Linked DNA regions of Homo sapiens: region 2 is linked to region 1. Evidence: chromatin loops called from intact Hi-C (ENCODE). Cell type or tissue: Caco-2. All regions are shown on one strand. Links, peaks and the distances in the headings refer to the core of each region. The heading gives the core; the rest is flanking DNA.

What was found. Hi-C counts contacts between places; a loop is a spot of excess contacts. Peaks named below come from ENCODE experiments on the same cell type or tissue, not always from the same donor. Only the 100,000 strongest peaks of a DNase experiment are listed, where the experiment ranks them.
Region 2: it touches region 1 in a loop (3-fold over the local background); 2 of 110 quality-filtered maps call a loop at or near these places.

What each region holds. Positions count from the first base shown.
Region 1 is chr1:96,933,152-96,935,963 of GRCh38, reverse strand. No RefSeq gene overlaps it. Among named protein-coding and RNA genes, the nearest start is that of DPYD-AS1, 160 kb to the left of the region's middle. In Caco-2, for the core only: no CTCF peak of the experiment used is centred there; a DNase peak (open chromatin) is centred at 1,513.
Region 2 is chr1:96,881,128-96,883,939 of GRCh38, reverse strand. No RefSeq gene overlaps it. Among named protein-coding and RNA genes, the nearest start is that of PTBP2, 160 kb to the right of the region's middle. In Caco-2, for the core only: no CTCF peak of the experiment used is centred there; no DNase peak of the experiment used is centred there.

The sequences.
Region 1 (2,812 bases), core at 9-2,508:
ACCAAATTCCTCAAATGTTTGCTTATGGTTTGGTCCACATCACGTCTCGGAACTCATCTCTTATTTCTCTCTAGTTTGCTTCCTCTGCTCCATTTATTTGTTCTTCTTCAAATATTGTAAACACATTCTCACCTAAGGGTCTTTGGGCTGGCTATTCCCCGTGTCTGAAACACTCTTCCCCACATAAACACTGGTTGTATCTTTTATTTTCTTCAGGTCTCTGTTCACATGGTACTTTGCCAGGGAGGTCTTTTCTGGCCATTCCATATTAAATAACAATTCTGCCACCAGAATTCCCAATATCTATCATTGCTAAATATTATGTGTGTGTGTGTGTGTATATATATACACACACACACACACACACACACACACACATATATATATATAGATATATGCTTGTTAATTTGTCCATTATCAATCTCTTCTTCTAGAAATGGATGTCTATGCTCCCAAGACAGGGACTCTTGACTGTTTTATTCATTACTATATCCCTAGATCCCAGAAAAATACCTGGCCTATAGCAAGTGCTCAATATGGTTTTCTCAAATGAATAAGTGCCCACTTTTTTAGCAACTTCATTCTTACTTCTCCCAACAATACCTTCTTCTCATTTTCCTCTCATTGACGTGATTAAACCAGCTCAAGAAACTGCCATCTGTAAATGATACTTAGAATTCCTCCCACAGACAGAGTTCCTTGAAAACTAAACCAAAAAGTAATAGAAAGCTGTGGAAAATTTTAATATATTTATTTTAGGTTAAAATTATAATTTTTACTAGGCCTGCACAGTATGATTTATTTTAGGAAAAACATTTGTGAACCAAAGGAGGAAAAAAAAGAAAAAGAAAAAGAAAGCAAGAAAAGGAGGGCGGGAGGGGGTTAGTTAACTGTCAGATCTTTCCTAGTTACTGCAAAGGTTATCTACGAGGATCAGATGTGTGTGAAAACACTTTGTAAACTGCACAGTAGTGCAAACCCAGGTTGTTTAATTAAAATCATATTTTCTTGTTTCATTGTCAACCGAGTCATTTTTGTTTACAGATCTATTTTTTAAAGCCTTTCTAAAATATTCGGGTAACACTTTCTGCCTAAGTAGATACAGTACTGCATTCTAAATCTTGCCTTCTATAAAAAGAGAAAGAACAGTGTGGTAGGCGGAGCGATGCCCCCACCCTTCCTAACCACCAAAGATGTCCATGTCCTAATCTCTGTAACCTGTGAATACGTCAGGTTACCTGGCCAAGGGAAATTAAAGTTGCAGATGGAATTAACATTGCTAATTAGCAGACCTTAAAATAGGGAGATTAGCCTGGATCATCCAAGTGTGCTTGATATAACTACAAAGGTTATTATAAGGGGACATCAGGGAGACCCAACAGAGACAGCAGCATGAAACCCGGTAAACATTGCAGGCTTTGAAGATGGAAGGGGGCCAGGAGCCAAGGAATGTGACTGGCCTTAAAAAAAAAAACAGAAAAGGCAAAGAAGTGGATTCTTCCCTAGAGCCTGCAGAAGGAATGCAGCCCTGCCTACACCTTGATTTCAGCCCAATGATACTCGTGTTGGACTTTTGACCTCCAGAACTATAAGATAATACATTTGCATTGTTTTAAGCACCGAGTTTGTGGTAATTTTTTACAGGAGCAATAGATAATGGAGACAAACAACAATGTGGCAAAGCATAGGCTCCTGTGCCAAACACACTTGAGTCTTAGTTCCAGACCCACCAACCCCTGCCAGCCTTTGTTCCTCATCAGTAAAATGAGAATCAAGATAGTGCCTTCTCCCTAGGAATAGCGTTAGGATTAACTACGGTGGTGTAAAGTAATTAAAACAGGGCCTGGAACAGGGCAAGTTCTCAATAATCATTAGCTGTTAGCTTTTAACTGATCATTTTCTTTGAATTTTAAGTATGAATTTACCATAGAAGTCAAGGGCATAGTAAAGTAAACTGCATATGTATTGGAACAAGAATAAAATTTGGAGTTGGAAGAAAGTTATCATAGCAACATGATCTTGGACAAATCATTTAACCTTCTTCATCTGCAAAATGAGATAATCATAACTGCCCAGTCTATACCAAATTAGGTGCTCAAAATGAAAGCACTTCGGAACTCAAACTCACGCTGCTGGAATTTTTGCACATCTTGTAAATCCTTCCTGTCAGCTTCTTTTGTTGATATTTGGTTTTGTGAGTGTGGCATAATGAAGAAAGGTTCTCTAGCTACTGCAAGGTTATAGTTAGTTGGGTTTTGGTTATGATCATTTTTTCACTAGATAACAAGGTAGTTGAGAGACAATATTAGCCAAACAAGATTTTTCTTTAAATATAATGTGGGTCATAACTATGTCCCAGAGAGGAATCAGAGAAATTTTTCTAAAATCACCATAAAGAACATGACATTTCTTTTTCTGTATTGACTCTTCTTGAAAAATGCTTATCTTAAGCTCAGCTCACCTTCATCACAATTCTTCTGAACAGGCTGAGTGTCTGAAGATTAGATCACATCTGTTTGTGCATAGAGTAGGAATCCTGTCATCACAAATGCAGTGACCCAGGCAGCCTGGTCCCTCATTTTCTCTTCCCTTCTCCCTAAATCAGATGTTACGTGTGAAAAGTCCTTGATTAGCTGTAATATACCTCAGCTGGGTTTCCACTTTAATGCCATTGTTGTTCTAGATCTATCTTGGTCTTTTATTATTAATTATTATTATTATTATTATTATTATTATTTATTCACCTTCCTCTTTTTCCCGCTTGTTTTCCTAAATTCAACCTCTTTCCTCTCTTTCTTAGGTATTCTGTGAC
Region 2 (2,812 bases), core at 212-2,711, 52 kb after region 1:
ATTTAAATATCCAGATCTGTAATATAATTAACTTTCACAAAACTAATAAAAACCTGTGTGTGTGTGTGTGTGTGTGTGTGTGTGTGTATTCTGAGATCACGGAACAACTAGGAGCTGACCACAGCCCCAGAAATCAGAGAAACAAACTTGGAATCTTACTTTCCTCTTGAATACTTCTTGTAAGTACTATTTGAATTAATTTTTATTCACTGAAAAAAAGGCAATATATTTTAGCAAAGTTCCTTCCATCATTGAAAGGTTAAAGAGGCCAGGTGCGGTAGTTCACGCCTGCAATCCCAGCACTTTGGGAGGCCAAGGCGGGCGGATCACCTGAGGTCAGGAGTTCGAGACCAGCCTGGCCAACATAGTGAAACCCCATCTCTACTAAAAATACAAAAAAGAATTAGCCAGGCATGGTGGTGTGTGCCTGTAGTCCCAGCTACTCGGGAGACTGAGGCACAGTGAGCTGAGATGGTTCCACTACACTCCAGCCTGGGCAACAGAGTGAGACTCTGTCTCAAAATAAATAAATAAATAGTAACAAGAGAAGACAATCATTTCATAGGAAATCAAGTGAAACAGAAAGATCTAAAGATCTGTTCGGTGCTATCCTATATAAGTCATTTTTTTTTGTCTTTCCAGAGTTGTTACAGGGCTGAGTATAAGACAGAGGTGGGGAGCAGCCCTGTATAATCCTTTTCCAGGGAGGACGTGAGAGTCTGAAGAGTCAGGAGACTCGGGGGGGTCTTAAGTTTTATTACCCTGTGAAGAGAAAAACCCAGAGCCATAGAAGTTGTCCTTCTTACCTTTTTATGCATTTGTTCAAATCTTCATAAAAAGCCTACAAATTACAGATATCAGGAAACGGAGGCTGAGAGTTAAATAACATGCCCACAGACATCATTGGTAAAGATCGTAACTCATATTGTCAGATTCCACAGTCCACTAATCTTTCCCCTAAACAATCACATTCTGCTTCCCAAAAATCATCACTGGCTTTTCTAATATCACTAGTAACATCTTCAAATTAGAAGCTTGAGTTATCAAAGGCTGGACATGCCCCCATCCACATTCTTGGGAAATGATATCTAAATTGAAGGTGATTTTGATAATAATATTCTTACTGTATTCTTGGTATCCACATGCCTGACACTATTATTAGAAGTGTCTTCACACCTTAAGAACGTCACCTAATTAATCTTCATAATCCATGAGGAAAGTATATATTATCTCCATTTTACAGATGAGGAAGCTCAGGCTCACCACTAGTAAGATGGAAAGCTAGAAATTTATATGTAGTCCACTAGTCTCACTATCTTTTCCCCCAGCTTTGTTTAGGCACCATTGACAGATTAAAATTGTATATATTTATGATGCACAATGTGATGTTTTGATATGTGTATACATTGTAAAATTATAATCACAATCAAGCTAATTAACATACCCAGTACCTCAAATGATTATTATTTGTGTGTGTGTGCTGAGAACATTTAAGATCTGCTTTCCCGGCAAATTTAAAGTGCAGTTATATAGCAGATTATTAACTATCATCACCAGGGGGTACATGAGATCTTAAAACTTACTCATCCTGCCTAACTGAAATTTTGCACCCTTTGACCAACATCTCCTCATTTTCCCCACCCCCCAGCCCCTGGCAATCACCATTCTACAGTCTGCTTCTGTGAATTTCACATTTTTTAGATTCCATTTAAAAGTGAAACCACGCAGTATTTGTCTTTCTGTGCCTGGCTTATTTCACTTAGCATAACATCTTGCAGGTACATTCATGTTGTCACAAACCTGTTAGATTTGGGTTTGTCATATATGGCTTTATTGCATTGAAGTACTTTCCTTCTATTTTGTTGAGAATTGTTACTATGAAAGGTTGTTAAATTTTGTCAGATGCTTTTTCTGCATTTATTGAGATAATCATATAATTGTTATTCTTCATTCTGTTAATGTAATGTATTATATTCATTGATTTACGTATGTTGAATCATCCTTGCATCCCAGGGATAAATCCCACTTCATCATGGTGTATGAACCTTTCGATAATGTGCTGTTGAAATCAGTTTGCCAGTATTTTGTTGGAGATTTTTGCATCTATATTTAACGGAAATGTTAGCCTGTAATTTTCGTTTTTTGTAGTGTCTTTGTCTGGCTTTGGTATCAGGGTGGTATGGTTTGGCTCTGTGTCCCCACCCGAATCTCACCTTACATTGTAATAATCCCCATGCATCAAGGGCGGGGCCAGGTGGAGGTAATTGGAGCATGGAGGTGGTTCCCTCATGCTGTTCTCATGATAATGAGTGAGCCTCATGAGATATGATGATTTTATAAGCATCTGGCAATTCCTCTGCTTGCACTCATTCTCTCTCCTGCTGCTCTGTTAAGAGATAGATGCCTTCTGCCATGACTGTAAGTTTCCTGAGGCCTTCTCAGCTGATATAGTTTGGGTATATCCCCACCCAAATTTCACCTTTAGATTTGAATTGTTAACTCCCTTAATTCCCACGTGTAGTGGGAGGGACCTGATAAGAGGTAATTGAATCAGGGGATGGGTCTTTCCCATACTGTTCTCGTGATAGTGAATAAGTCTCACAAGAGCTGATGGTTTTATAAATGGGACTTCCCCTGCAGAAGCCCTCTTGTTTGCTGCCATGTAAGACGTGCTTTTGCTTCTCTTTTGCCTTCTGCCATGATTGTGAGGCCTCCCCAGCCATGTGGAAATGTGAGTCCATTAAACCTCTTTCCTTTATAAATTACCTGGTTTCAGGTATGTCTTTATTGGCAGCATAAGAACTGACTAATA